2 separate regions of the Homo sapiens genome follow, and region 1 is linked to region 2. A link is a contact called in ENCODE Hi-C or POLR2A ChIA-PET data. All regions are on one chromosome and are shown on one strand. Each heading gives the region's core, a stretch centred on a gene start or an enhancer-like site at or near the end of the contact. The rest is flanking DNA. Distances are from core to core; before and after follow the strand shown.

The links. A loop is a pair of places that touch in the nucleus more often than their neighbours do. ChIA-PET counts read pairs that join two places held with the same protein, here RNA polymerase II (POLR2A). Pooled maps may share reads with other maps.
Region 1: a loop to region 2 is called in a pooled map, with 2.4 times the contacts of the local background. The contact joins the promoter of BCAM here to the enhancer-like site in region 2. A Hi-C loop is called at or near these places in 2 of 50 pooled maps. POLR2A ChIA-PET finds 5 or more read pairs at or near these places in 10 of 52 experiments (A549, H1, HEK293 and 6 more).

What each region holds. Positions count from the first base shown.
Region 1 is chr19:44,807,518-44,811,129 of GRCh38, reverse strand. It overlaps BCAM (basal cell adhesion molecule (Lutheran blood group)), which reads right to left and starts at 2,027. Exons shown (of 15, transcript NM_005581.5): 1 at 1,924-2,027. The coding sequence starts at 2,005.
Region 2 is chr19:44,740,038-44,743,547 of GRCh38, reverse strand. No RefSeq gene overlaps it. Among named protein-coding and RNA genes, the nearest start is that of BCL3, 6.9 kb to the left of the region's middle. Within about 2 kb of position 2,112, at least 34 of the 41 ENCODE cell types and tissues checked have a DNase peak (open chromatin) inside an H3K27ac peak, as active enhancers do.

The DNA of each region.
Region 1 (3,612 bases), core at 778-3,277, 68 kb before region 2:
CAGCCCCTCCTCCCTCAGACCCAGGAGTCCAGGTGCCAGCCCCTCCTCCCTCAGACCCAGGAATCTGGGCCCCTGTCCCCTCCTCCCTCAGACTCAGGAGTCTAGGCCCCAGCCCCTCCTCCCTCAGACCCAGGAGTCTAGGCCCCAGCCCCTCCTCCCTCAGACCCAGGAGTCCAGGCCCCAGCCCCTCCTCCCTCAGACCCAGGAGTCTAGGCCCCAGCCCCTCCTCCCTGAGATCCTTTCGCCCTCCATCCCTTCTCCCTGCATCTCTGGGTCTCAAATCCATCTCTCCCTGCACTTGCAGAGCTCAGGGCTCCTCCTCTGGGCTGCACAGGGCCCTGTGGCCTCCGCTGAACACTCCTGGGGTAATACTGCACCAGCCTTTGCTTATCCCAACAGAGCACACGCCACCCCCCAGGGCAGGGCCAGGCCTGGCTCAGCCATTTGCCTCCAGCACCCTGGGCAGGGCCACCTCTGTGATGATGGATAAATGTTTCTCTCCATCCTGGTCTCCACCTTTGCGTGTGTCTCTCCTCTTGGGTCTCCATCTCTGTCCCTGTCTCTGCCTCTCTCTGCACCTGCACCACTCAGTCCCTGGGTCTCTTCCGCTCTCCCATGAGTGAGGGGCTGGGGTGTGGGCTGCGGCTGGGCCCGGAGCTTAGGCGGGATGGATGTGTGGGGGCGGTGAGGGGGGACAGGGCTGGGCAGGTTTCAGGAATGTGGGAGGGACAGGCTGGCTGAGACCTGCCCGGCCTGGAGCCAGAGCCCCCAGCCGCCTCTTGGCCCCCCTCAGTTTGATACAACAGCAAACGGGATAAGTCGAGTCATCTTGCAAAAGGATAAGGTTGAGGCCCAGGATCTTGGGAAGCTGGGCACCTGGACTCCTGGGATCAGAGGGAAGAGGAGGCTGGGGCCTGGTGGAGTAGTTATTGTAGAAAAACCACCACCCTCCCTCACCCTCTGGGCTGGCATCCTGGCATCAGCTCTCAGTGCTTCTTAGAAACTCCCTTCCCTTCTCTGCTCAATCTGGCCCAGCCCTACCCCTGGGGACCCACTGTTGACCATGAGTGTGCCAGGGGCCTGGATTCCCAAGCGCTCACCTCTGGCCCCAGCCTGTCCCCAGGGAGGGGTGACGGGGTCCAGGCTGGTGCCTAAGGCTGGGTCTGATCTGCAGACAAGTGGAGGCAGAGAGTTCCTCTCTCTTCCCCAATCTCTCTCATCTCTCTGTCCCTCTGTCCCCAGCACCCCCACCCCCACCCCCCAGCCCCCGGCCTCCTCTCCTTCTATCCTCATGCAGGTGTGTAAATGTAGCTGAGGCCCCAGGAAGGGGGCCTGTCACTTGGAAACACTTTGTTCCACTGTCACTGCCCGGGGCTGGTGCTCCAGCCCTTTCCTGAGGGAGGCGGGTTCTTTATACTGGACTCTGGAAACTCCTAAATACATGTGGATCGCTGGTGTGGGGACACATGGTCCTCGCTTCTCTAAGGGGTCCCTGGACCTCTCAAAACTTGAGGACCTTTGAGGGAGAGAGCCCTGGGGTTTTGATCCTCTGTGCCCTGGGGGAAGCTATTCTAGCCACTGGAGGCCTGGACTCCTGGGTCTGAGGAAAGAGGGGCTGGGGGCCCAGATTCCAGGGTCTGAGGGAGGAGGCAGGTGGGACCCAGATTCCAGGGTGCTGAGTGGGAAGGGGGCTGACTTCTCTGGTTGTCTCTGATCCACCGCCTGGGTATCCCCAGCTCTCCTGCCTGGCTGTCCCCAGATCTCTCTCACTGGAAGGCGTACCTTCCAACACTCCCATATCCCTCCTCCTTGGGGTCCCCACATTTTGCTTCCTGGGGTCAGGGTAAAGCCCTTTCTCCTCGCTTTCCCGGGGTCCCCAGGGGCCTCTCCCCAGTCCCACCTTGCCCTCAGCCCGAGCCATACCTGGGTGCGCCGCCAGCAGGACTGCGAGCAACAGCAGCCGCGGGGCCCCGCGCGCCTGGGCCGGTGCGTCCGGGGGCTCCATGTTCACGGCGGCGGCGGAGACTGAGCCCGGGCTGCAGCTCGGCCGCTGCGGGGCTGGGAGCCAGAGGCCCCGCCCCCGGCAGCCCCGCCCCGCCCCGCCCTCCAGGCCCCCCTCGTCCCCCGATGCCCGGGCGCGGGGCCAGGACCTCCCACTGCCCGGAGCGGACCTCCCAGTGCACGGGGCCAGGCTCGGGGCTCGTCCGCCCCCAAGCCTAGAGCTGTCCGGGCTTACTGACCAGCGCCTGCAGCGGGGGGCCTGATCGACCAGCGTAGCCAGTGACCCGAGCTGGGATCTCACCAGGCAATCGCGGACCTTCTCCTCGTTATTCTGACCAGGGGCCTTGGGGACTCGTCCCCACTGTGACCAGCAGCCTGGGCTGGCATCGTCGATTTTAACCAGAGGACCCCACTGCAACCTGTGGCCTGCGATGGCCTCTCCCAGTGTAACTAATGGCCCCAAGCGTGCCGTCCGAGTGGCCTGCACTGGCCTCTCCCAGTCCAACCAGTGACCCCCGCAGCCTGACCAGTGGCCCCCAGCAGCTGCTCCCAGTATGCCCGGAGATGTTTTCCCCTGTGGTCAGTGCTCTGGGCTGCTTTCCTCGTCTGACCAGTAGCCTGGAATCAACCGGTTTAATCTCTTATTTTCAATGGTCTTCAAATCCAGGTCCTCCTAGGCCGCTTCGATGATGGGGCTGGGGGTGGGGTACGGGGTGCCCTCTCTGCTTGCTCACCCATGGAAGGCCCTCCCACTCTTCCCCCTATCCAGGGAATCCCAGGAATGCCACCCTCCCTTCCTCCTTCCCGCTCTCTCCTTCATTCCCTCCCAACCTTGTGGGGAAGGGAGGAGTCAGACTGGCCAGAGCAGGTGAGGAGGGCAGGGGAAGAGGCCAGGGCACCTGCGGGAAGGGGGAGGAGTCCAGCCACTGCTAGGAAGCGTGGGTCACAGGTCCGACTGCCCAAGGCCCCTACAGGCCAGGTCAGACTGGGACAAAATCCCCCACTAGATGTCACTAGTTGCCCAGGACAGTGGTCAGAACGTGGGAGGGTGGGGGGTCGCTGGCCACACTGGGAGAGGTTACCCAAGCTTCTGATCAGCCTGGGGGTTGAGGTAGCCCTGGAGCTGGGCTTTGCCTGCTCAGACATACAGAGAAGGCTTGGATTACAGGTCAGCCTGGGAGTTATTAGACTGGTCAAGGTTACTTTATCCATTGGTCATACAGGAGACCAACGTTTTTTTTGTTTGTTTGTTTTGTTTTTGACAGGGTCTCGCTCTGTTGCCCAGCCGGGAATGCAGTGGGCGCAATCATAGCTCATTCAAACCTCAACCGCCTGGGCTCAAGCAATCCTTCCACTTCAGCCTCCCAAGTAGCTGGGACTATAGGCTTGTGTTACCATGTCCAGCTAATTTTTGTATTTTTTTGGTAATAGAAACAGGGTATTACTATGTTGCCCAGGCTGGTCTCCAACTCTTGGGCTCAAGTGATCCTCCTGCCTTCCAAAGTGCTGGGATTACAGGCATGAGCCACTGCATCCATCCTACAGAGCAACTGTTACATTGGGAAAGACCTTTTAGGATTAACTGTACCATCCCCTCCTCCAGGAAGTCCC
Region 2 (3,510 bases), core at 863-3,362:
CCTCGGCCTCCCAAAGTGCTGGGATTACAGGTGTGAGCCACCACACCAGGCTTACACAAAATTTTTAAAAATTAGCTGGGCTCAGGAGGCACCTGTAGTCCTAGCTACTTGGGAGGGTAAGGTGGGAGGATTGCTTTAGGTGTAAGGCTGCAGTGAGCTATGATCATGCCACTGAACTCCAGCCTGGGTGACAGAGTGAGACTCTGTCTCAAAATAATGGTAATAATAATAATAACAGGATGATAACAGATCCTGTTTCACAGGCTTACTGAGCAGATTAAATAAGAAAAGTGTGTGGAATAAATGAATGAATAATGTTCATTTCTGTCTCCACGCTGCTGGCCTTAACCCTTACCCTATCCAGCAGACCAGGGCCTCCTTCTCACCCTTTTCTACTCACAGAGGAGACAAGACAGAAACATTCACTCCGGGCTGAGTTGCAACTAAGAATTGGCCCACTTAATCCTCTTAACACCTTGTAAGGAAAATTCAGCTAAAAACCCAATTTTATAGAGGAGGAAACAGGCACAGAGAAGTGAACTCACTGCCCGGGTCACACGGTGAGGAACTGGGGAGAGCTGAGATTTCAAGCCAGGTCCCTGTGACCCCAGCACGCTTCTGACCTGGGAGAAGTGGCCATGAGTCTCGGAGACTGCAGGTGTGCCCTTCCAGCTTGATTCTAGGCCCCTTCTCCCTGGGAAGAAATGGTTTAGATGGGGAAACTGAGGCATGGAGAGGGAAAGTCATATGTCCGAGGACACCCATGGAGATTCGCACCCTGGAACTCTTCTCTGCTGCCTCCTGGTATGGGGAGGGTCCGTGCGTGGAGAGAGGATGGCATTGCAGCAGGAGGGAATAGAGTTAGACTTAAGGGGCCGGGCATGGTGACTCACGCCTGTAATCCCAGCACTTTGAGAGGCTGAGACTGGAGGGTCATCTGAGGTCAGGAATTCAAGACCAGCCTGGCCAACAAGGCGAAACCCCGTCTCTACTAAAAATACAAAACTTAGCCGGGCGTGGTGGTGGGCGCCTGTAATGCCAGCTACACGGGAGGCTGAGGCAGGAGAATCGCTTGAACCCAGGAGGCCGAGGTTGCAGTGGGCTGAGATCGTGCCACTGCGCTCCAGCCTGGGTGGCAGAGCAAGACCCTGTCTCAAACAAAAAAGAAAAAAAAATAGAGTTAGACTTAAGAGTCCCTTGAGGAGGAACAACCACTAGAGCCTCCAGAGAGGTTCAGGGAGAGCAAGTGAATTCCGCAGACAGAAGGATACAGAGACTCTGGGCCTGGATGGGAAGGGACATGCCCAAGGTCAGGCTGCCTCCAGTCTGGGCCCTGGGCTGGAAGTCCACACGGCTCCGCTCCCTGAGGCTGCTCTGCCCCACCCCCACGGGTGAATGCGGGCCAGCTTCCTGGAGCATGGCCTGCACCTCCTGGTTCCTCCCCACCCTGGAGCCTTGGCAGCTCTGGGAGCTCCTGGCATTGAGCAGAATCAGCCCATCTGGGGCCTAAGCCAAGACTTAATCTTCCCCTTTCTGCCTCTTGCTGGGTCTGCACGCACGACGCTGAGTCAGAGGATTGCGACATCCTCTCTTGGCAGGCCAGGGAGACTGGACACCCTCGTCCCCCCACCCTCTCCGCCGCCCCTGCCAGCTGCCTTGATCAGAGAGGGGTGATTCGGTGGGGGGAGTGTGGAGATCAGCATCTGCCCTGGGTGGGTGGATGGGGGTCTGGGAAGGCGGGGCATAGGAAGGAAGGTCACAGTGGTCTCAGCGAGGTGACAGTAGACAATCAGGTACTAGTGGGCTAGTGTCCTCATCTGTGAATGGGGCCCTGTCTAATTGTTTGGGTTCCAATCCCAGTTCTGTCACTTACCAGCTGTGTGACCCTGGGCAGGTGATTTATTTACCCTCTCTGAGCCCCAGTTTCCTCATCTATAAAATGAGGGTAAAAACAGTGCATGTCTTCCGGCGGTGTTGTGAGAGTCAAATGAATTCACACACGTCAGCACAGGCCTGGCACAGAGGAAAGTCTCAGTAAATGGAAGATATTATTTTAAAATGATTGTTATTATTCATATAGGTATGGGAGTGGCAGCCACAGAGACAGGCAGCTCACATCCCCCTTCAAGAAAAAACCTGTTGGCTGGGTGTGGCGGCACATCCCTCTAATCCCAGTGCTTTGGGAGGCCAGGATGGGAGAATCACCTGGGCCCAGGAGTTCGAGACCAGCCTGGGCAACAGAACAAGACCCCGTCTCTACAAAAAAGTACATTTTTTTTTTTTTTGAGACAGAGTCTTGTTCTGTTGCCCAGGCTGGAGTGCAGTGGTGTGATCTCGGCTCACTGCAACCTCCGCCTCCCAGACTCAAGAGATTCTCCTGGCTCAGCCTCCCAAGTAGCTGGGACTACAGGCACATACTACCATGCCCAGCAAATTTTTTTTTTTTGAGACAAAGTTTCACTTTGTTACCCAGGCTGGAGTGCAGTGGTGCAGCAACCCCTGCCTCCTGGGTTCAAGTGGTTCTCCTGCCTCAGCCTCCCAAGTGGCTGGGACTACAGGCATATGCCACCAATCCTGGATAATTTTTGTATTTTTAGTAGAGATGGGGTTTCGCCATGTTGGCCAGGCTGGTCTCAAACTCCTGACCTTAAGTGATCCTCCTGCCTCAGCCCCCCAAAGTGCTGGTATTACAGGCATAAGCCACCATGCCTGGCCTCTACAAAAAAATATAAAAATTAGCCTGGCATGGTGGTGGTGAGCCTGTGGTCCCAGCTACTTGGGAGGCTGAGGCGGGAGGATTGCCTGAGCCTGGGGGGCTGAGGCTGCAGTGAGCTATGATCATGCCACTGCACTCCACCCTGGGTAACAGAGTGAGACCCTGTCTCAGAAATTTAAAAAAACAAAACAAAACAAACAAAAAAAACGGACTTTTGATCTTGCTGCCAGGCATGCAGAGAGAGCAGACAGCCTCTGACATTGGCAGTTGACTCCTTTGAGGTCTGCTTCAGCTTACCGGCTGGGGCATGGTCTCCTGGGCAGTCTCCAGCCAATGACAGGTGGGGTTCAGAGGTGCTAGCCATTTCTGACCAGGGTGGGACTTCTCTAATGCAAGAGCCTTCCTGTAGGGGGGGCATTACAACTTGACAGTCCCCCTTGCTCACTCCTCTTGCTTCCTCCTTTCCTTTCTGAGGTGCTGTGCCCTGCATATATATATATATAGATAGATACACACACACACAACACACACACACATATATATACACACACACATATATATACACACACATATACGTATATATGTGTATATATATGTATATGTGTGTGTATATATATACACACACACGTATGTATATATATACACACATATATATATTTAAGATATGTGTGTGTGTGTGTGTGTGTGTGTGTGTATTTAAGAGATATATATGTATGTAAGAGACAGGGTCTCACTCTGTTGCCCAGGCTGAGGCTGAGGTGCAGTGGTGCGATCATAGCTCATTGCAGTCTTAG